Regions from separate parts of the Homo sapiens genome. Here regions 2 and 3 are each linked to region 1. The links are chromatin loops, found by intact Hi-C in ENCODE. Cell type or tissue: PC-9. All regions are shown on one strand.

Region 1 (8,000 bases):
ACCAAACCACTTGATCGTACATAATGTAGATTAAGGAGGCATTTGGCGGTTCTGATTGTGGTTTAAGGTAAGTCCAAACTTCCTGTCAGGCAATAAAACCTTTTTGTAAAAGGAACTAGCAGTTGAAGAAGAGAAGCATGTTTATAAATGGGGAGCAGTTAGACTGGACCAGACAGGTATCTGAAGAAAGACAAAGTCAGATGTGGGAAGGAGGTGCTGCAGACCACCAGTGGGAGATTAAGGTCTGTGCTCTTTAAGAAGCTACGTATTCATTCAGGGAGTCAGCAAAGCCTGTGCCAGCCAGATGTACAAAGATGGGCACGATGCACTTCTCCCCTCAAAGGGCTTATGCTCTAGTCAGGGGGAAATAGCAGCAAACAAGGGGTTAGGGTAGAATTCAAGATAGGTTGTCAGTAAGGAAAATATTCTCACTTGTGTCTACCTTGAAATAGACCAAGAAAAAAATGAAGATGCTAATAATAATTTGATCAGATGCTTATTAAAATTGTGAGAGTTATCAAATCATGGACAGTTTCTGAAACTGTAATGCCTTCAGCAGGTCTCCCAAAGTTTGCTAGACTGTATACTCTTTGAGTGCTCTCACAGTGCCAGGAACATATTTGTTCCTCAGTAAATACTTGTTCTGTGAAATCCATCACTTGATGTAACCTTTTTCTATAGAGAAAAGGGTTTTTTTTTAAGGTTGCATTAAAAGTGGCTTAACAAATCTGATTTAATGATTGGTTGTAAAGAATATGTTAGTACGGAAAGGTAACCATTTTTAGAAGTTTCTGTAGGTTTTCTCCTTTGTACTACTTTTCTTTTTTCCTTTAAGTAGAATTATGCTTTATTCTGAGATAATCATCTTTTTTTGTTTGTTTGTTTTTGACTTTTGCTTCAGGGTGTCATGATTGACTTTGGCCTATGATGTTGGCCCTTAAACACCAGGCAAGGGTGGAAGGAATGCTGCTGAAAATCTGTGGGTAATGTTTTTGTCATGAACATGAGAAAACCTAGAAATGGAGAAGGCACGTGGAAGGAAGCACAAATGGCAGCCCAAAGAGGAGGTTAGAGAATGTGGAGGGTATAGAAGAAAGCCCATTCAGAAAGGCAAAGGCCAAAGATACCAGAAAAGCCTTCCAGCTTCACTTCCAGAGCAAAGAGAAGCTTTGTTTGTGGTTGACAGAGGTGACTACATTACTCCCAGATGTCTGCTCAAAGCTCATAAGACATAGCGTGAGTGGGTTGGATAGGGTTCCTGTCTTGTCAGCGTGAATAAAGCATGATACAGACATGTTCTGTTAGCATGATCAGTGCATGTGGAAGAGTGTGTGTGTGAGAAAGAAACCTATTTGTACAAGTATTAAGGAAAGAAAAAAGGTCAGGAACCTGCAGTTTTCCCTTCTTAACTGTGATTTTTTTTTTTTTTTTTTTGAGACAGACTCTTGCTCTGTTGCCCAGGGCTAGAGTGCAGTAGAGCAATCTGAGCTCACTGCCTCCCGGGTTCAAGCGATTCTCGTGCCTCAGCCTCCCGAGTAGCTGGGACTACAGGCGCATGCCACCACACCCAGCTAATTTTTGTATTTTTAGTAGAGATGGGGTTTTGCCATGTTGGGCAGGCTGGTCTCGAACTCCTGATCTCAGGTGATCCACCTGCCTTGGCCTCCCAAAGTGTTGGAATTACAGGCATGCGCCTCCATGCCTGGCCTTAACTGTGAATTTTATTCAGATCATGGTGTCTGACTGTCAGCGATCTAGAACTGAAAGCAGATAGTCCTGTGTTGACCCACATGCCACATGGTGCACACACACAAAGATGATATGCCACACAGGGAAGAGCTCTTGAGAAATTTGTTCCAAGCTGCAGATTTATTGTTTTAGTTGAGGTGAAATTCATATAACGTAAATTAACCATGCACTTCAAAGTGCACACATTTTGGTGGCATTTAGTACGTTCACAGTATTGTATCAAGTTCCAAAACATAATTGTGTCTGGCTTCTTTCGGCACGATGTTTTCAAGATTCATCCCATGTTGTAGCATATATCAGTACTTCATCTCTTTTATGGTAGAACACTAATCTGTTGTATGGATGTGACACAGTTTATAACCTGTCTATGGACATTTGAGTTGTTGCCACCTTTTGGCTCTTATGAATAGTGTTGCTATAAACAGTCATGTGGAGGTTTTTGTGTGGCCATATCTTTTCATTTCTCTTGGTTATGTATAAATCTAGGAGTGGAATTGCTGGGTCATATGGTAATTCTATGTAACATTTTGAGGAACCATCAGACTGTTTTCCACAGCAGCTACATCATTTTACATCCCCACTAGCAATGTGCGTGGGTTCCAGTTTCTCCACATCCTCATCAACATTTGTTATTGTCTCTTTATTTTCGACAACCTACATGTGCAGGTTTATCTCATTGTGATTTTGATTTGCATTTTGCTAATTACTAACGATACTGATCATCTTTCAGTATGCTTGTCGGCTGTTTATCTTTGGAGAAATGTGTGTTCAATTCCTTTGCCCATTTTCAAATTGGGTTATTTGCTTTTTTTGAGTTGTAAAAGTTCTTTATATATTGTGGATAATATACCTTTATCACATAAATGATTTGCAACTATTTTCTCCTATAAGTTGTCTTTTCACTTTCTAGGTAATATCCTTTGATGTGCAAAAGTTTTTTATTTTTATGAGTTCCAATTTATCTATTTTTGTGGTTGTTGCTCATGCTTTTGGTGTCACATGTAATAATCTGTTGCCAATCCCAGGTCATGACAATTTTTTTCTGTGTTTTCTTCTAGAAGTTTTATAATTTTATGTCTTAAATTTACGTTCTTAATCTGTTTTGAGTTAGTTTTTGTATGTGGTGTGATGTAGGGGGGGACCAACTTCATTCTTTTGCCTGTAGATATCCATTTGTCCCAGCACCATTTGTTGAAGAGACTACTCTTTTCCTCCACCTGAATGCCCAGCACCCTTGTCAAAAATCAATTGGCCACAGATGTATTGGTTTATTTCTGGATTCTCAATTCTATTCCATTAATGTATATGTCTATCCTATGCTCATACCACACTATCTCCATCACTGTAGTTTTGTAGTAAGTTTTAAAATCAGTAAGTATGAGTCCTCAGAGTTCTTTTTCAGTATTGTTTTGGCTATTTAGGATCGCTTGCAATTCCCTATGAATTTAACAATCACCTTTTCCATTTCTGCAAAAAAGGTAATTGAAGTTTTACTAGGGAATGCATTGAGTCTGCGGGTCACTTTGGGGAGTATTGCGATTTTAGCAGTCTTAAGTGTTTCAGCTCATGAACAGGGGATGTCTTCACATTTATTTAAGTCTTCAATTTCTGCTGCAGAATTTTAAAAAGCACTCTAGGAGAGTGTCATTTACTGATGCATTTGATATTATAAAGGCCCTGTCTAGGTTTTGGGACCACAGATGGAGGGCAGTGGTATCACCTTTCAATAATGTTAACCCCCACCTCTAGAAGATATGAGTATTTTGTGTATGGACTCAATGGAGTCACCAGGGCACAGTCACAACAGCAGCTTTACAAAGTAAAGTGACACATAGAGGCCTGGATATCTAAGTAAAGTGATTAGCAGGATTATTGAGCTGGACAGAACCTTAGAGATCATATAATCAGACTTCTGAATTGGTGAAGAAACCTAGAGAGAGAGGTAGCTGCAGACCAGCATAGAGTCCAAGGCAGACATCTGGTAACTTCATCAGATTTGTACTTTTGTTTTGATTTCAGAATTTTGATTCTGCAACATCAACAGCAGGAAGACATCTTACACAGAATAGTAGCCAAAGTTTAATCATTTAAACAGTTCCCAAGAATCTTGTTGTAGAGAAATGACATTTTATGTGGGGTCATAAAATGATTGCATGAAAGCATTCTAAGTGTGAAAGAACCTACTCTGCCACCAAGGTTCTAAGTACCTGCCTCGCTGTACCCCTGCTCACGCTCTTGCTCTGATAGGAGGGGAGAAATTGGCTCATGAACTTAAAGCTGCTGGTGTTTCTCCTCGCTTGGCACCTCCCCCTTGGCTGTAATGACTACTCAGGAGTAGAGCCTCTGACTTCAGACAACACAGCTGGGAAGGGGGAAATGGTTCAGAATCCAACATTGCCTTATGACTCTTCATATTTCTGTTTGATTGTGGTTATAACAACTTGAGAAATTCTTTGGCTACAGTTGAAGGGGTGCTCAACCAAAATGATGGCAGATTGTTGTTTTTGGCAGCACCTCCCTGCAGGGTGCAGATGGTTAGAAGCTTTTGTTTCAATATTAGGCCAGGCAGTAGGGGGAGATAGAGAGCTCCTTTTTTGTCAACTTTGGAGTAAATTCGTCTTTCCTATGATGATCAAAGCCAGTATCTCAGTGTCCTATCATGGTAAGGACAGATGGGAGCCGGTGATCTAATTGTCATTTTAGGTAAGAGCCCTTGGGTTTATGTGAACACTTCAGGGTCACAGAGGAAGCCAGTGAGGACCAGTACCTGGATCTTCTGACTCCTAACTACAGTGATCATCCACTGTGTTCTCCTGGGAGCTGAGAGGCCCTGCCTAGTGCCGGCCCCCTCCTCTCAGTCCTCTAAACTCACTGCCCTTCTGTAGTATTCAAGTCTGTCCTCCCTAGGCTGGCAGCTCTGTCAGCACCCAGGTTGTTAGAATAGTTGTTAAAACAGGTCATTCTGTTGCCAAGTAATTACGGGGCCTTGCACTCAGTACCTTCCCACGAAGCAGGCCGTAGTGTGCTTACTGCTCTCCCTTGCCTTTCCATCCCCTACTTTGATGTGGGAGTTTTCTTTCTTTTTACTTTTCTTTTATTTTCTTTTTTTCCGCCAGTTTCCCTCCAATATGTGAGGACTTTTATTGAGTTAATGTGTGGGCTTCTGTGAGTGATTTGGAGTTCCTTGGATTTCTTTTATTCATTTTAGTCTACTGACCCTACTGCTTAGGCCCAGTTTATAGCTGGAGCTTTTATCTGTTGGGTGTGTGTGTGTTTCTTTATTACAATGTGAAACCTATGATACTTATTTTTCACTCCAGGAAAATAATGCCACATTATAATGTACTTCACATACTTAGTGACTTAAGAACATGATTTGCCAACATTTGAGACTTTGAGACTTTACATTGAAAAAGTGACACGGTTTTAAGGCTTTCCCAGCAAGAATTCATGCCTTTAGCCATAGTACCGTTTTCATATTTGTAGCCCAACTTCTGTGGGCAGTGTAACCCCTGCTTGATGGAACAGTGCCACTGAGTTTCAGCTGGTATATGTAGCACTAATTTTTCATATTTATGGAATGCATATAATATGAAGTTAAAACAGCACCTGGGCCTCTTATTACTCCTGCCTGCCAGAACATTCACTCTGGTTCAACTAGTACTCAGGGTTTTTGTTTTTGTTTTTGTTTTCTTTTTTTGATTGTAAAAGTAATACATCAGAGGAAACTTAGCAAATAAGTATAAAGAATAAAATTAGTCTCATTACCCAGAGATAACTATTTTTAATTTTTGCGTATTTCCTTTTCCTCTTAGTTTAAAATTAAACTGAATGATAACTTGCAGATAATTTTCTGTCATGCTTTTTTCTTAACATGATTATTTTTCCTTGTAAATAAAAACTTTATAAACATTGTAAATGATTGCTTGAATACCTGTGGTTGGATAGTCAATGATTATTTGTATTGAGCACTTGTATGTTTCTGTCTCTGTCTCTTAGCTTTAGGCTAACTTTCAGTGTTTGGATTATTTTCTTCCTGTAGATTTCTAGAAGTGGTTCTATGTATATGTGCAGATGTCTGCTTGTCTTTTAAGTATACTGAAGGTCATATACATTTCACGGTCTCTGCCACCAGAATGCGTTCCTGCTGTAGGAGTTCTTGTCTTTTCCAAAGCATCTTAACCAGTCTAGGACTTCATTGAGCTTATTTTGTATAAACCTCTATACAAGTTAAGGATTAGTCTTTTGTTTTATGAAGGAGTAAACACAGAATAGTTTAATTAGACTAATGGAGCTCTCTTCTGGCTTTTAAATGATCTTGTTTACATTTGAGATAGCTGTGTGAAAATAGCACATACTTCTACTATAACATTGACTTGAGTGAGCATAATATTGAGAGCAAGGTTCAGATTGCAGAAATTTGAGCTGCCTGTTTGACCTAGTGGGTGCAAGTTATTTTGAGCAAGGTTCTATTTTAGTCTTTATGAATGTTCTTACTACTGTTAAGGTGGGCCTTCTACTCCCACTTAAAATTGGGATTCTGAAGAAAGTTAAAATTGGATTGTGGCATACTTTGCAATCTTGGAAGTTAATCTCTGACTTTGTTTTTCTGTCTCTAAAATGTTAGACTTGAAATAGATCAGAAAGAGTCATTTTCTGAGATCAGGGCAAAGTATTCTGGTTATAATCAGGAGTCAAGTGAAACCTTTGCAGATGAAAGCCATGAGCCCCAAAGATATGGCATGCTTTATGTGAAGAGGATGGTACTAGCCAGCTGTCATGATGGCTGTGCAAGCCTCCTTATTTGTTTTTTTCCTTATTGAGGTCCTTTATCTTTAAACATCTGTAGGAAGAAGTATGATTAGCTCTCTTTGCCTAATTCTGCCAGTAGCTACTTTGAGAATTTCAAGCACAATAACTTCGCAAACTTCAACTCAACAAAAATTTACCAGCAGCCTTTCTGAGAATTATTGGGGTTTGGACAGTAATTATGAATGGACAAATCCTACTTTTACTCATGATGTCCTTTTCCCAGTCCTTTCCTTTTGCTCACAGTGTGTCTGTTCTGTGGGGCATAGACTCAGTAGGAATTGTTCCCTTTAAGATACCATTTACCCCAATTATGGTGCAGTGATGATGATCTGCTTTGCATATTTCAGGTTCTTTTTGGCTTTTTCCATTGAAGCCAGTGGTCCTCCCAGCGTTTTATCTTTGATGTGACTTTTCATTGATAAAGTAACACTTTACCTTCCTGGGACAACAGATTCCAACACCTTAACTAATCTGAAGTTGTTAGCTTCCACCTTCCCTCGTCACATGGGACCTTTAGGGCCAATTTATTTTCCTGCCCACATGAGAAGTCTCCAGTAAACTAGCTGAAGGTCCTCAGCATGTAGCATGCTTTGTCTCTCCAGTGTTTAAAAGAAATCATCACATTCACATGAGCATACCCTCTGCACCACCCTCCCTTTATAACTACCACCATATCCACTTCCCTTGCTGCCTCTGCTTCTCAGCCTGTTGCAGCTTGGCATGCATGTCTACATTCCACCCAAGTGGCTGTCTTCAGAATTTCCCCCCTTCCCCCCACCCCTGCCCCCAGTGGTCTAATCTCAAAACCCAAAAGGTACTTCTTAGTCTCTGCCTCTTGGCTCCCTTTCTCTTTTTGGCCCTGTCTGCAGCATTTAATATTACTGTATTACAATGTATTTGCATTTCTGGTTTCTGTGTACCACCCTCTGCTGGTTCTTCTGCTTTTTCATCCTTCAATAAGCTTTTCTCCATGCCTTTATTGTAAATGTTGCCATTCCTTTAGCCTTTTCTCATTCTGGACCTTTTTTTTTTTTTTTTTTTTTTTTTTTTTTGAGATGGAGTCTCGCTGTTGCCCAGGCTGTAGTGCAGTGGTGCGATCTGGACTCACTGCAACCTCCCACCTCCTGACTTCAAGCAATTCTTCTGCCTCAGCCTCCTGAGTAGTTGGGATTACAGGCACCCACCACCACACCCAGCTAATTTTTGTATTTTTAGTAGAGACGGGGTTTCACCATGTTGACCAGGCGAGTCTTGAACTCATGACCTCAGGAGATCCACCCGCCTCAGCCTCCCAAAGCGCTGGGATTACAGACATGAGCCACTGCACCAGGCCTGGACCTTTTCCTTGAGTGCTTTATACTTAGGCTGGCTTCAGTTACCAACTGGATGTTGATGGCCTACCTCTAGATCTCTAGGTCAGACCTCTTCCATGTACTTCA
Region 2 (8,000 bases), 70 kb after region 1:
ACCACGCGGCCCTCTGACGGAAGGACTCCACTTCCAGGAGGGCACCACAGGGCAAGGGTTCAGAATAGGGGCTCTGGAGCACAACTTTTAAGGTTCAAATCCCAGCTCAGCCTGTTATTAGCTGGTGACTTTGGGCCAGTCACTAACTTCTCGAAGCGGCAGTTTCATGTGGAGATAAGATCTGGACCACCTAATGAGCATTCCTGAATTATAGATGTAAAGCTCATAGCCTATACTAAATGCTATGCAAGTATTTGATAAATAAAATGGAAATGTATCCCAGACATCCTGAGGAAATTATGGAGCCAAGGACAGGCAACATGTTAGCAAGGAGGACATCTGTCTCGTTTCCTGCTCATACTGAGAGTGGAGCTCAGTGCCCCGCATGGGGCCAGCCCCAGGGCGTGTGTGTTCTCCAAGTGAATACGGGTGCCTGATGTTTACGTAAGTGTGGTTGATAACCGCCCCACACTGTCCGCAGACTTCCAATGCTGAGGACTAGAGGCTGGATAGATACAGTCTAGCACATCCATGTGATGGACCACGGTCACATTAAATAAAAATTCAAATCACAGAAAACTATCTGCTGGAGAAATGCCAATGCTTTATCCAGAAGTGGACAGAGCTGGGAAAAAATGTTCCATGCCGCTGGAGGTCTTAAACCAGGGCCCACGGATCCCCCCAAGGCACTACCAACAGAATTCAGGGGTCTATGAACCCTATGATGGGGAAAAAAGGGTATCTTTGTTTTCACCATAGCACTTTCTTCAATTGCAAAAGCAGGAAATGACCATAGCAGCCTGAGGAGCACTTAGGACTTGTCACTCATAAGAACCACAGGCGTGGTCATTACAACCTTACAGCTGTCCCAGATGGCAGGAAATTAATTTATGCTCATAAATTATCTCTACAACTATATTATGGAACTTACTGACTCTACCGCTAGATCTTGTTCTATAAAGAAGCATATGTTATTATATCATAAATTCATTTTTTAAAACTTGTGACAACTGTATTTTAATGTAATTGGTTTTCTTTGTAACGCTATGTATTATATTTTATACATTTAAAAATATTCCTAGAAAGTGTCCATATGCATCACAAAATTGTGCCTTAGTGTACTCTCTCTTTCAAACACACAGGTACTACATATATATATGTGTGTTTATATACATACATATATAAACACACACATATACACCCGCATACAAATACACGATTTGAAATCAGTGGAAGCTCGTGTGAATGTTAATGCTGCTTATTTTAGAGGGAGGAGACAAAGATGCTATTTGATTTTTTTCTTTGAGCTTCTCTGTATTTCCTGCTTTCCGCAATGCACGTGAATTATTTTTGAGATTTATCAAGAAGTGTGTTATTAAGATGTAAGTGAGGTCCCCCACCCTTCTGTGGACCCATCAGTGGTCTCCGGGTGAGCTCCTAGTTCTGCCGCCCTCCAGCTGAGTCACTTTAACTCTCCAAGCCTCGTCTTCCCCATCTGTTTGACGCGACAGTGCCCGCCCACGCACCTTCGCTCTTCTCCTGGGGCGTTGGGTCCAGGGCCTGCCAGCCCTCGTACCCCGGCTGCAGGTCCGGCCTGGTCATCCACGACTCCACCCAGCAGTGGAAGTTCCTGAGGGGGATAGGGGGGCGGGAATGAAGCAGAACATGAGCAACATTCATCGCCACCTCCCACGGGCAGACCATGCATTCATGTCCCCAGATGCAAGCTCGCCTCGTCCCAAACTGAGCCCAGGGTGTCTCCCCACTGCCTTGTTCTTCCCCCCACGGGGGCCCATCTCACAGCACCCTCTCTAGCCAAGGCGCCCACTCCTACACCTCAGAGCCCTTCTCAACTCCTCTCCCCTCCTTGCCCCTCTCAGTGGCCCCTTTGACCTCCTAATTTCTTGGCTCCATCCCTTCTTTTCTGTCCGTTCAGGGCTTATCACTCCCCACCTGGACCACGCCCCAGCCCCCCGCCCATCTCTTCCCCTCTAGCCCTCCTGGCAGTTGTCAGCCCCGCCCTCTCCCACTCTGAATCCTTGAGTGACAACCTATTGCTTTTGGAATCAAGCCTGGGCCCCCTAATGTGGCATTCCAGACTCCCGACAACATTTGCAGCATGATTCTTCCTGAGGCCCCATCATGTATGTGGTTGACTTTCCCTCTAGGCCTTCCCCAAGCCTGCTCAAATACTGCTGAACTTTTAAGGCCCAATTCAAATGTGACCTCCTCCAAGAAGCCCTCCAAGGTTTCCTCTCCATGGGGCCCTCCCTACTGGGCTCCGATCCCACCCTGGCCCCCACCTCACCAGATCATCTCGCTCTTGTCACCCTGGATCTCCCCAAACTCATTGCGGAAGTACTCGATGAGAAGGTTGCTGTTCTGGTCATGGGCCGAGTTGTAGTTGGTCACGACGCGGGTAGGGATGCCCAGGCACCTCAGCACTGTTGGAGAGGAGTGGAAAGCGGGGTGAGGTCCTGGAGACATCCGCCCTGCTCTGGGCCTCCACCTGCCCATCTGCATTCCAGGGAACACTGTACCTGCTGTCCAAGTGCTGAGAACATGAGCCAGCCCTTCCTGCCGGGACAATGGCGCCCACCTCTCTGGTCACCCCATGTCCATTCTATGCCCCTCACATCACAGTTGCCAGAAGGAGACTCTAAAATACAAACCCCGGCCAGGCGTGGTGGCTCACGCCTATAATCCCAGCACTTTGAGAGGCCGAGGGGGGCCTGAGGTCAAGAGTTTGAGACCAGCCTGGCCAATATGGTGAAACCCCGTCTCTACTAAAAATACAAAAATTAGCCAGGCATGGTGGTGCACGCCTGTAATCCCAGCTACTCAGGAGGAGGCTGAGGCAGGAGAATTGCTTGAACCTGGGAGGCGGAGGTTGTGGTGAGCCAAGATTGCACCACTGCACTCCAGCCTGGGCGACAGAGTGAGACTCCATCTCAAAATGAAATAAAGTACAAATCTGATGTCACCACTCCTGTGATCAATTGTCCTTGGTTCCCCATGGCCCTTGAGGTCAAGGCCAGTGCCCTGGCCATGGCCCTTGGCCCTGCAGGGTCTGGCCCCTGAACCCCTCCTCGCACGCTGTGCTCCTCCACACTGGCCTCCAGCATGCTCTGCCTCTGCCAGCTTCAAGGCATCGGTGTCTGCAATTCCCTCTGCCTGGAAGGCTGCCTGCCAGGTTCAGGTTGCCCCATCATTTGCATTCATAGCACGGCTGGAGATCCTTCATCCTTCCAGTGTACAGGCATGTGAGGGATTCTTTAATTAGTCCTCCAAGGCCAGTGAGGGATCTGTCTTATGTTAGATCCTGGAGCCCAGCACAGGCCTGTCATTGACTATTTTGTCAAATGGGATGAAGGAGTGGAGGAAGGAGAGAGGAGAGGAAAGAGGGAGGGAGGGAAGGAGTGATTGAATGACTGACTCTCCCCAAGATAGGGACTTAAAGACTCAAACAGCAGAACAGGCAGAGGAGGGCACAGAGGTCGGGAGACCCAGCTGCTTTCAGCTGTGTGACCTGGGACCAGTCCCTTCATGTCTCTGGGCCTTGGTTCCATCTCTTTGTGCATTAGTGATGCCACTGAGGACTCATCATCATTCCCAATGTACAAGAACACGGATGCACGTGGCCCTATAAATAGGTCGCAGCACAGATCAGGGTCCTCAGACTTGTCCGGAGGGAGGGCCCTGCATACCTGCCAACGCCCTGTTTGCTGGGAAAGGGGCTGATGTTGCAATGACAGGTTAAACAGCAACAGGACATTGACTGGCATCTGCAAGCTGAGCTCAGCTCAGAGAGGCGAGGAGCACAGGGGAGGGAGGAAAATCCCGGTGTGGATCTCACCCACACGGCCCACTGGGTGCTCCTGGCAGACGGAATTATGGGTGCTTTTACTCTCTCATTTTAAAAATGTGCTTTTTATGTGTATTGTAAAAGTAACAGATTCCCAGAAAAAAATATCTAAAAAATGAAGAGAAACAAGATTAGGCGTAATAAGGTAATCTGTGGGACTTTTGTTTTACTTTTAGTTTTGATTGAAGTTGAGTTTGGGAGTGGGGGAGAAGGGATGCGACCTTTGCCCTGGGGCCACCATCGATAGGCCAGGGTAAGAGCTTACTGGTTGGCCCTGGATTCCTGCCAGGAGATTTGTAGGAGCTTCGAGGAAGGAGGAAGGAACAGCTATGACCTCCCCCTCTTGCCTGGTTTCTGTCCCCCTGAGGCCTGGGCAGGGCTCAGCCCTAAGGCTGCCCTCAGTGAAGGCTGGTGTCCTAACCACAGGTCTTATCCCACCATGCAGTGGGCCTGAGGACAGACCGGAGGACGGGGGAGGTCTGTCTCTGCTTTCCAGGGAGCCAAGTGCCACTCTTGCCCCAGGGGTGGTGTCCCGGGAGGCCTCCTCATCAGTCTAACAGGAGGCTGCCCCAGCACCGTGCACACCTGGATCAGAGACTGACCCTGCTGCTCACCAGCTGTATGACCTTGGGCAAGCCACTCCCCTCTCTGAGCCTCCATTTCCTCCTCAGTAAGACAAGCTAATAATAGCAGCTTGTGGGGATTTGTGGTGATTCAGAGAGAGGCCGCGGGTGTGGGCACAGCCTTGTCTGCCCATTCCCAGAGCAAGCATTGAGGGGGTGCTCGGGAACAGCACAGTGTGTCATGGTGCCCGTTACGGCAAACGTCGTCCATCAGTGCTGGCTGATTCATGGACATTGAGGAAGTACAGTGAGGGATCCGGCTAAGAAAGCTGGAATGCCAGGCTCCCCTGGAAATCCCCAAACCCAAGCCTAACCGGAGCCAGAGACTGTGCTAAGTGATCTCTCCCTGGTATTAAGAGCTTCCTATGAATGAGATCAGTCACCATTGTCTCCATTTTATAGATGAGGAAATTGAGGCTTGGAGGCATCAATTCTCTTGCCCAAGTCCACCCAGGGGTTAGTGGCAGAGCTGGATTCAAACCCAGGCAGTCCAGCTCCAGAGTTCATGGGCCAATTCACCATTGGCTCCCCACGTGAACTCCACGGCCACAGTGGTCAGACAGCCCTTTTCTTGGCCAAGTTTTCCCTGGCTCCATCCTACACAGCCTGGGAAGAGGCTGCGGGGACCAGAACACAGCCCTGCAGTGGGCAGCTGAGGGGCAGGATCTGCTGCTCAATCTTCAGGCGGCCACAGCCCAGGGTGACCAGGATGACCAGGGTTTCTGCCGGTGAGCCTGGGGATCCAGGTCTTGGATTTCGGGGTTTTTCCAGGAAAACCCATGGGCTTCTTTGAAAAGAGGTGTTTTAGGGCTCTCAGAGGGAAGTGTCTGGCATGAAGGAGTTTCCACAAGAAAAAGGAATTCAGAGGTCACGGGGAACAGGCAGTCCCAGGCAGAGAGGCAGGAGTCAGAAGGCAAGGACAGCCGAGCTGAGAACCTAGGTTAGGCTGCCCTGACCCAGCCTGCTGGTGTGGAGGATGTGCTGGGGGCCCTGCCAGGCACCCTTTCCTGGGCCTTAGCACTGGTTTTGGAATCAGAAAAGCTGGAAGCCCCAGACCAGCCTTTTAGATTGAGCCTGGTAATAATAATAGTCGTGACAATAAATAGTATCATCACATAAGTATTTTCTATTATGCACCCAAAATCATTTTAAGCACTTCCCACATTCATTTATTTATTTAGAGATGAGGTCTCGCTCTGTCACCCAGGCTGGAGTACAGTGGTGCAATCATGACTCACCGCAGCCTCGACCTCCTGGGCTCAAGTGATCCCCCTGCCTCAGCCTCCCAAACAGCTAAGACTACAGGTGCACCACCACCACGCTCAGCTACCTCACACATATTAACTCATTTAATCCTCACAACCATCCCAGTATAAAGGTACTACCGTTGTGCCCATTTTACATACAATGGAACTGTGGTTCAGAGGAGTTAAGTGATTTACCTAAGGACACACAGCTGGTAAGAAGCAGAGCTAGGATTTGAACCCAGGCCTTGACTTCAGAATTTGTGCTCTCTCTCTTTTTTTTTTTTTTTTTTTTTTTTTGAGAGAGGATCTTGCTCCGTTGCCCAGGCTGGAGTGCAATGGTGCAATCATAGCTCATTGCAGCCAACCTCCAGGGGTCAAGCGATCTTCCTGCCTCAGCCTTCTGAGTAGCCAAGACTCCAGACACACAACCATGCCTGCTAATTTTTATTTTATTTTATTTTTTTGTAGAGACAAGGTCTCACTATATTGCCCAGGCTGGTCTCAAACTCCCGGCCTCAAGCAATCCTCATGTCTTGAGTCTACGTTCTTAGCCAGCATGTGATGCTAACCCATTCTCATAAGCACCATCATCAGCCTGGCAACAATCATCGACATTTTCTGGCCTTAAATTTTGAAGATTTTTGTTTTAGATTTATTTTACTTTTTTGGTTTTAAATTGCTCGATATTCCCCCTCTACATTTTAGAACATGCTTTCTTTCTTGACACTGATATTACTGTTAGGATCCAGTTATTACTGGCTAATATTTGCCGAGAGTGACACTGGGCTAGGTTCTGTGCTGAGTAGCTTCATGTCACACCCACTCTAGGAGGAAGGTCTTGATGTTGTCCCCATTTTCCAGACGAGGAAACTGAGGTTCAGAAAGAAGTCATTTGCTCAAGGTCACAGAGCAAGTGGTGGGAGGGAGGGGGTTTTTAACTCAAGTTAAAAATCCTGAGTTTTTGAGAACGTGGGCTCCAGTGCCCAAGTTCTCAGCCCTGAGCCCATGCAGTCTCTCCAATGATAGCCCTTGATCCTAACAACCACTGGAGGGATGGCTATTGGATAAAGGACCGGAGAGGGTGGTCACAGGCTCTAGGCCACATAGCGCATTGAGAGTGTTGGTGGCAGGGGGCAGGACCAGGGCAGGGATGTCCTGATTCCTACTCCAGTGCTCTTCGTGCCCCCTCCCAGGGCTCATGACCCACATCCCAGCGTGCAGCTCACCTGTGCAGGCCACGGCGGCGAAGACCCAGCACTGGCCATACTTGACGCGCTGGCAGCCGTGGTTCTTCCAGCGCCGCAGGATGTCCACGCTGCCGATCCAGGACATGGGGCTGACGCCGTCCCCGTAGTTGTTGTCCCAGCGTCCCAGCAGCACACCCTGGTCATCGTTGCAGTTGACCTGCAACCAGTGGGGCAGCACGGGGACTGAGCCTGGGATGGGGTGTCGGCTGTGCCGCCTGGGTGAGCCTGAGTACAGCAGGGGGTGAAAGCTGGGGAGGGGAGCTCCAGGGTGAGGAAAGAGCAGGTGCAAAGGGGCCATCGTGTGACAGACTGGTGTGCGGCAGATGGTGGGGGCTGGAGCCGGGGGACAGGAGGGAGATGGGGAAGAAGGAGGTGGGGCAGGGTCAAGGACTTGAACGCGATACTGGGGATGTGACTCTGTCCTATGAACACAGGATTGCTCGGGAGTGACATGGTGTGATCTAAGTTTTACAAAGACCCGCTTGGGCCCCCCACCCCAGATTGTGTCGTTCCCCCTAAACTCCCATTACCTCGAGAATAAAATCAGCCTCCTGACCATGATCCAAGAGGCCCTTCTGGTCTCACCCCTGCCCACCTCTGCAGCTTCCTCTGCACCCACGGGCCCTGCTCACTCCACTCCAGGCACACTGGCCTCTCTTCCTTCCTCAAACCTGCCAAAGTCGCTCCCTTCTCAGGGCCTTTGCACAGCTGTGCCCTCTGCCTGGAATGCCCTTCTCCTGGGTACCACCTTAGGGAGCCCCTCAGCCCCTCCCTGAGCCTGGCCCTGCAGTCCAACGCTCTCACACCTCGGGTTCCTTCAGAGCGTGCACCATCATTTATGAACCATGTGAACTGCCTGCTCGTTCATATGGTAGTTTGGTTAGTGTCTGTCTCCCCTCCCCTCCCCTCCCCTCTATAACACAGTCTCCATAAAGCTAGAGATCACACAGGACTTGCACACAGCTGTCTCCCCAGTGCTTAGGACATAAGTGGTACTTGATAAATATTTACTGAAGAA
Region 3 (8,000 bases), 61 kb after region 1:
TGTGTGCTCGTATGTATGTGTGCAGCTACGTATCTATGTGGAAACACCCACGCATGCATATGTGTGTGCATGCTCATGTGTGGACATTCGGAGGGCAGATACCTGTCTATGTGAGGATGCACGTGTCTGCAGGTGAGCGCCTATTGACGGATGATGTCACTGTGGAGGTCTGTGGCAGATCTGTGCATGGGTGGTGTCAGCATTGACAGAGAATGTGACGGTGGGAACTCTAGCCCCAGGGTGTCTGGGAGTGGGCACAGCTGTGTGGGAGATGAGAGGAGGGGATTTTCAGCCAGGGCTTGGTACCTAAGGACAGTCTCTACCCCCACCGGCATCTGCCCGCTTCCCCCAGGCCCCAAAGCTAGAGCAGCCAGCACTTACATCTCCACCGTCTTCTGCTCCTCAGTCAGGCCGGCCCCCTCCACAGTGAAGGTGCAGCCTTCCAGGGCCACAGGGAGCGGGTTCTGCAGGGACACCTCAGCCACCAGCTTGCGTTTCTGCTTGGGCTCCCCAAGGATCTGGAAGAGGGCATGGGGCAGATGTCAAGGGCAGGTGGGATCCAGGCTGGGCTGTCTGCATTCACTGCAATTTGGCCCAATATTTGCTGAACAAAGCTGTACCCAGGTCTGCCACGATCACCCCCCCTCCCCCCACCTCTGTGCCTCAGTTTCTTCATCGGGAAAACACCGATTGTGCTACCGGCCCAGGTCTCCTGCATGGAGCTGCAATGAGGCTCCACGTGACCCAGGGGATGTCCAAAGTGCCTCCCTTGTCCCAGGGTCTGGAGGGGAAAGATCACAGGCTTTTGAGCCAGGCTGATCTCTGCCTCTTCTTCACTGTGTGACCTGGGGAAGTTACTCCCCACTCTGTACACCTTGGATTCTTCATGGGAGAGAAATGCCTGACTGAGGGTTCTTGTGAGGATTAACTGAGCTAATATGTGCAAGCTTCCAGCAGAATGTCTGACACACTGCTCACTGCCGCTCCCTCTGCTGTTTACCATTTAAGTGTAATTGTTGCCCTTAGGGGTTGTGGGCTGCGGCTCCTCTAAGTGAAGGGCTATAATGATGATGATGGCGATGATAAGGATAGTTAGCTTTCAGTGAGCCCTTATCATGTGCTGAGGATGGCTCTATGTGTTTCCTGTGGATATGCTTTTAATTCTTACAACACCCCTCAGTGCTATTATTAACCCCATGTTACAGATGAATAAACTGAGGCACAGAGGGGCAAACTCACATGCCCAGGGCTGCCCTGGTACAAATTCAGGCAGTGAGACTCTAGTCTGTGCCCTTCACTCCCCCACCCCACCCTGCCCCACCAGTGCCCAGTGCCTGGGGGTTCCAGCCTTAGTAGTATAGCATTTGAAGGATTCATGACTCTAAGATCCCCAAATTCCATGACCCTAACACTCTGGGATTTTCAGATTCATTCCTAGAGGCTACGAGTCCCCAATTCTCTAGGCTTCATGATGCTTTTCTTCGATGAGGCTAGGATTTGAGGATCGCTAAGGCACCAAAGGTCTGGAGCTTGCAGGGATGCAGGTGTGTGGGGTGGGGGTAGGGATCTGCCCTCTCCCCAGCGCTGAGCTGCCCTGGGACCCTGCCCCTTGCCCAGCCTGCCCTTACCCGGATCTTGATTTCTGGATTCTCCAGGTAGAGGTCCCTCTCAGCCAGCAGGTAGCTGTTGATAACTGGCTCCACGAGGAGGGCCCGCACCTTGATGAGGTTGGACTCCGTAAGGCAGTCACGGTATTTCTCATAGAGGATGCAAAGAGGAACGCTCTTCTCTGCAGAAGGGGAGAAAGGAGGGTGCTCATGATGCAGAATCACCCCTCCCAACTCTCTTGCAACTCCAAGAGGCACAGAGAGGGGAAGGAATGTGCTTGGGGTCACACAGCGGGGGAATGGCTGGGCGGATCCCTGAACTCCCCACTGTGGCTCCAGGGTTCCCAGCGAGGAGCTGGAGAGTGGACACTGAGCAGCGGGTAGAGGACGCACTTGGACTCCCACGGGCCTTGGTTCTAATCCTGCCTTTGCCTCTTCTAATGGGTGACCCCGCGTGAGCCACTCCACCTCCCAGGTCCTCGATGTTTGGATCTGCGTGGCACAGGCACTCCTAAGGCTGTGGGAGGATGAGCTGAGCGAGTGTCCCGGAAGAGCCTGGTGCGCTCGGGACTCAGGGTGTGTGAGCCGCGGGCCCTTCATCCTGGGGAGGATCAGAGCCGACATCTGCTTGCTGCACCAGGCACTGCACTTCCCACGGCGGGCTCCTACTTCACCTACATGACAACCCTAAAAGGCTTGTACGTGTATTACCACCCAACTTACAGATGAGAAAACTGAGTCTCCAGCAGGTGAAATAACGTTGTCCTAGGTCACACAGCTGATATGTACTGTGCAGGCATCTGGACTAATAATCCAGATCTTAGAGTCCAACAATATGGTCCACACTCACTGAAGAATGCCTCTCATGGACATAAGGTCATTTCCCTCCACGAGGCTCGTGATGCTGTACCCGTTGCACAGATGAAGAATCACCTCTGCCAGTAAGTGCTCAGATTGGGAGACTTGCCTCAGGCCCTGTCTGGCCACTCACTGGCTGTGTGAGCCCGGGGAGATGACCTCCCCTCTCTGTTTCCCCTCTGTTTCCTCTCTGTTCCCAGATCTTATCACCTGCTGGGCAGAGGTAAGACCAAGGGTCGTTGCAGAGCAAAAGCCGCACAGTGATATGGGGATGAGAAAGAAGATGGCAGGAACAAAGCTACCCACTGAAGTGTGGTTCTTAGCCCCATGTTTCTGAAAAGAACACTGAGGCTGGAGGACCTTAGCAGTTTAGCATTTTAAGGATTCATGTAGTTTAGCATTTAAGAAAACAGACCTGGGGTCTGTTTGTAGGAGGCAGGGAGGAGCAGTAAATAAATACAAGTAGTTGGGTGTAGTGGCTCGCGCCTGTAATCCCAGCACTTTGGGAGGCTGAGGCAGGAGGATTGCTTGAGCCCAGGAGTTTGAGACCAGCCTGAGCAACATAGTGAGACCCCGTCTCTATAAAAAATACAAAAATTCAAGCCGGGAGTGGTGGGGTGAGCCTATAGTTCCAGCTACTTGGGAGGCTGAGGTGGGAGGATCGCTTGGGCCTGGAAGGTCGAGGCTGCAGTGAGCCGTGATTGCACCACTGCACTCCAGCCTGGGCAACAGAGTGAGACCCTGTCTCAAGGGGGAAAAAAAGAGAGAAAATACAAACAAAGTCATGCATATTCAATTCTGGCCAGATACAGTGATGTGCTGTGGACTCTGAGTTTCAGACCTGAGTCTACTGCTAAAGAGGGAGATTGGCAAGGCTTAGGAGGCCAGAGGCAAATCAGCACCCTCAGAGACTTTCCCCAGGAGGTCACCAGAAGGACGGATTGAGACCCGAGGAGACAGTCACTTTCTCACTGTGGGATTCAAGGTTCAGGCTTTGACCTTGAACCTTTGACCGTGAACACTGGTGGTCTGCGTCCTCCTCTTTGGAAAATGCTGCCCCGACCTGCCCACCTCTTTGGCCTTTCATTCCCTGGGTGGATCTGCTCCAACCTCTCATCAGATGATGTGATCTGGGGAAGAAAACCAAACTTTTGTGCCAAAAAGGACAAAAGAGGGTGAAAATTACTAGGTCAAGACCTGGTGGTGCAGAGTGGAAATTCTAGCTAGCTCCACAGGAAAGAAGAAAAACATTATCCTCCGGGGGCTTGGAGGATGTGGCCCAACTGTCGACTATTCTAGGAGGTGGAGGCCAGGGCAGGGCTGGACCTTTGAAAGTCTCCGTCCACAAGCCAGTGGCCACGGCCTTGGTCTTGGGCCAGATGCTGGCTGGGAAGAGGAAACCTGTATGGTCAGTCTCAACCATTCTTTAGACAATTTGCCCTGTTCTAGAAGGTTACTCTGGGGACAGTCACCGAGGCCACATTGGCTGCATTCCTGTGACCCACCTGGAGGGATGAGGGAGGAGAGAGCATGAAAGGGTGGAGGCAGGAAGGAGAAGAGAAAGAAGCAGCAGAGAAAGGAGGCAGGGGTGGGGGCAACTGGATTCCTTTCAGCCATCCAGGGCCTGGCTTCCTGTCCACCAGCACACGGAAATTCCCCAGATCTTATCATCAAAGAATAACAAGTAACTCAACCACAGTATGGGGGCTTAGAGGGAACGCATCTCAGCTTGAGCTTGGCATTGGAGGTTCCAACAGGGGACTTGGACCAGCCTCACTTTCCAGCCAGAGGCCAATGCCCAGGACCTTCTGTCCTCCCCTTCCTCTCCCTGAAGGCTATGTCTCCAGTGGATCCCCAACAGGAGGGACCTGCTGCTCACCCTCTGTGGTGAGCATGTTCCTGGGAGGATGAGAAAAGTCAGCATGCTTGGCTGATGCCAGTGCGGAACAATGCTCTCAGGGTCCCGATGGTGACTTAGAGGTGAGGGCTGACTCCACAGAGGCCTGGGAGGAAGTGATTTTGGTGTGTCTGGCCCAGGCCTGGAGTTCACCTCATGCCACTCATTCTAGGACAGACACTTTCTCCCCTTGGAGCAGCTCTGAGCACGAGAAGGAGCTGGTGGGTGTGCACTGAAACGATGGGACTGGGTCTCCAATGTCAAGCCCAAGACTTCACCACTGCTCAATATATCCGTGTAACAAAACCGCACTTGGACCTCCTAAATGTATACACACACACACACACACACACACACACATACACACACACAAAACAGGGCTGGAAGGGCTCTTAAAAGAGGAAAGCACCTTCCCCTTTGTGTGAATGGGGAACCCATAGCCTTGCTGGAGGAGAGGAATACCCAGGAGCCCACAGCCAGGCAGCAGGCAGCAGGCAGCAGGAACTAGAACTTGGGTGTCCTTGTGTCCTGAACCCCCACACGCCTGTAGAGATGGATCCTGTCTCGGACTCTCGGGGCCTGGATGAGCAGCGAGGGCCGGGTCCTTTCTACACCACCGAGGTGTCAGGGACACAGGAACCCCCGAGCCCAGGGCTGACACCACTGCCTGGGACAGAAGGTGTTCAGGAAAGGTCCCGGGCTTCTCGCCTCCCCACGCCTCTTAGCACTCGCACTCAGGGAGGAGTGAGGGCCCCACCGTGTGCTGGTGCTGCTGTGCCCTTTCCAGATACCTCCTGAGCACGCATCCTCTCCCTCAGTCCTCACGGCTGCGGGCGCATCAGGCAGGCATGTCATCACCCCATGTAACAGGCGAGCATGACCTAAGACTCAGAGAGCATGTTCACCGCGCCCAAGGTGGTGCATTCAGAGGGCAGCAGAGCTGAGATTCAAAGCCAGGTCTTCCTGGCCTCGGGAAATGTCTTTCAACAGCTTCAGTGTTGGGCCCTGTCCTGGTACCAAGAGGATCTGCCCTCTGAGGGCCTGGCCCCTGCTGAGGAGTCTGCCCCGGGCCGGACAGTGGGTGTGCCCAGGGCGTGCAGCTCCAGGAGTGCCCACGGTGGGCCCAAGATAGAAAAACCAGGAGGCAGCAACTGTCAACACTGCAGACGCCCCGCCCGCAACACAGACCTGCTTTCTTAGGAGGGTGAAAGCTGTGCCCCAGACGCCAGCCCATGGGCACCAAGGGTCCAGGCACTGTCATAGAGGAGAGGGACGACCACTGGTTTGACAGGCAGGAGTCCGGGGAAAACAGACGGGGAAACAAACTCTGTAAACACAAACCATGCCCCACCCGAGGGCTCTCCAGCATCTCCAGGTGTGGCCACACTGAATCCCAGGCATGAGTGCCTACTGTGTGCACACTCTCTTACCCCCGATGGTCCTGCACTGTTGGATCATGACCCCCAGGAGCCTGATGGGGACGCTAAGGTGCAGGGGAGTGGCCATTTGCTCTGGTGACACAGCGAGATGCTGCCCAAAGACGATGTCCTACTTGATTCCACTGCCCCTCAGAGGATGGCCAATGTCTCATTCTGCAGCTCCCAGGTCCTCTCCTAGCCTGGAAACCCCTCTGCCCTCCTCACACCTGCAGGGCTCCAAATGGCAGAAAGTGGGATGGGGCTGCTGGGTGGTGGTGGGGCTGCTGGGCGGAGCCCTGGGCTTGATTCCTGGTCCCTCACTGCCTCGCTATGTGACCTCAGTGGCCACGGCTCCTCTGAGGGCCTCAAGCTTATATTTAGGAAGATAACCAGGCACAGTGACAAAGCCAGACAGTGGAAGGGACCCAGAGGACAACCACTGTGCAGGAAGCCTGGTGACAAAGTCTTGGCTCGGGGCTGGGTTGGGTGGTCTAATGACACCATGTCACTGCGAAGGGGATCTGCCTAAAAAGGCAACTAGGCTGGTGCTGGGGACACTGGAGAGGGACAATCAAGTCCAGGAAGAAAGCACTTCTCCCTGCAGAGGCCTGGACGCTCCCACCTTTGGCTCGCCGATCTGCTCTGCCCAACATAGCAGCTTCTGGCCACATGTGGCTGTCTAACTTTCAACACAATTAAAACTTTAGTTTTGGCCAGGTGCGGTGGCTCACACCTATAATCCCAGCACTTTGGGAGGCCGAGGCAGGTAGATCACTTGAGGCCAGGAGTCCGAGACCAGCCTGGCCAACATGGTGAAATCCCATCTCTACTAAAAACACAAAAATTAGCTGGGCATGGTGGTGCACGCCTGTAATCCCAGCTACTTGGGAGGCTGAGATTGCAGTGAGCTGAGATCGTGCCACTGCACTGCAGACTGGGCAACAGAGTAAGACTCCATCTCAAAAAAAATAAAAAAACAAGCAAACAAACAAACAAACTTTAGTTCTACGGTTGCACCAGCCACATTTCAAGCGCTTAGCAGCCACGTGCAGCTGGTGGCAGCCATGCTGGATAGGCGGTGCAGACTCAGCACGTCTCCATCACTGTGGAAAGTGCAACAGGCACTTTCCAAGGCGCTGGGTTAGAGACTTTTCTTTGAGGCCGAGAGCAACCAGAGGCACAGGAGAGGTTCTCGAAGGGCCCATGGAGAGAGGCTGCTGAGGCATGAGGGGCTGGAGACAGTGGAATTCACTGGGAGAGGGCAGCAGAGGGTCTGTGAAAGCAGTCAGGGGTCACACGAAGATGAGGTGAAACCAAACAGTATAGCTGCTGTGAGGACAGGTTAACTCCCCAACTGTGCAACCTTAAGAAAATTACTTAACCTCTCTGTGCCTCAGTCTACTCATCTGGAAAACGGAGCCATGTTAGAATCCACCCCCTCACTCTTGCAATAAGAATTAAGTGGGTTGATATTTATAAAGTGCTTAGGACAGGGCCTGCCCCAGAGTCAGCGCCATGTAAGTGTCTGTGGGGTGAAATCACACATGCTAAGTGGTTAGGTCACTACCTAGCATGTTGTCAGTTGGCGGTCAACAAATGCTCCAGGAACACAGGGCTTTACCAGAGAAAGGCTCCAGGTTGAGGTTGAGCAGGTACTTGGTGCCACACTCGGGCCCCAAGATCCCATTGTAGCTGACGGTGCGGGCACAGAGCAGGAGGCGGCAGACGTACTCCTCAGCGGTGTTGTTGGTGATGTGGGCAAAGACGTCAAAGTCACTGCCCATGTTCATGCTCTGGCCCACACGGATCCGCATGGCCATCCCTGTCTCCTCCTTCTCGGCCAGTTTGTTCAGGTGGTTCGCCCTTGTGAAGGCCTCCCTCTCCTCTGAGGACCCTGTAGGGGTTGAGAAGAGAGCCTCAATCACAGCTGGAATAGATCACAGGAAGGGGGCTGCAACAGGGCGAGCTGTCTTCGCAGAGGCCTGATGACTCAGGGCAGCCATGAAGGAGCCCCTTCTCTACATTTCTGGGCCAGAAGGACACAGCATTTCATTAATTTTCCACTAGTGAACTCCTATACATCCCTCAAGACTCAACCCCAAATGACCCCTCCTCCAGGAAGCCCTCTCTGACCACTCCTTCCCCTGTGTTGTTTTCTGTTTCAAACTTACCTTCTTGAGCTGCTCGAGGGCTAAGGCTGTGTTTTACTTATCCAGTGCC

The links. A loop is a pair of places that touch in the nucleus more often than their neighbours do. Peaks named below come from ENCODE experiments on the same cell type or tissue, not always from the same donor. Only the 100,000 strongest peaks of a DNase experiment are listed, where the experiment ranks them.
Region 2: a loop joins it to region 1, with 5 times the contacts of the local background. A loop is called at or near these places in 8 of 110 quality-filtered maps.
Region 3: a loop joins it to region 1, with 4 times the contacts of the local background. A loop is called at or near these places in 13 of 110 quality-filtered maps.

The regions. Positions count from the first base shown.
Region 1 is chr20:38,069,324-38,077,323 of GRCh38, forward strand. All of the region lies in intron 6 of RPRD1B (regulation of nuclear pre-mRNA domain containing 1B), which reads left to right. Among named protein-coding and RNA genes, the nearest start is that of RPRD1B, 40 kb to the left of the region's middle. RefSeq lists an enhancer at 4,042-4,151. In PC-9, CTCF peaks have their summits at 4,321 (motif pointing right) and 4,521; a DNase peak (open chromatin) is centred at 4,128; H3K27ac peaks cover 1,103 bases.
Region 2 is chr20:38,139,756-38,147,755 of GRCh38, forward strand. It overlaps TGM2 (transglutaminase 2), which reads right to left. Exons shown (of 13, transcript NM_004613.4): 6 at 6,962-7,139; 7 at 2,309-2,444; 8 at 1,527-1,630. Among named protein-coding and RNA genes, the nearest start is that of TGM2, 22 kb to the right of the region's middle. RefSeq lists enhancers at 2,480-3,149, 3,150-3,818. In PC-9, no CTCF peak of the experiment used is centred here; DNase peaks (open chromatin) are centred at 3,746, 4,236, 4,606 and 5,696; H3K27ac peaks cover 7,241 bases.
Region 3 is chr20:38,130,712-38,138,711 of GRCh38, forward strand. TGM2 (transglutaminase 2) reads right to left here. Exons shown (of 13, transcript NM_004613.4): 10 at 7,402-7,674; 11 at 1,629-1,789; 12 at 382-518. Among named protein-coding and RNA genes, the nearest start is that of TGM2, 31 kb to the right of the region's middle. In PC-9, no CTCF peak of the experiment used is centred here; DNase peaks (open chromatin) are centred at 1,010 and 4,030; H3K27ac peaks cover 7,248 bases.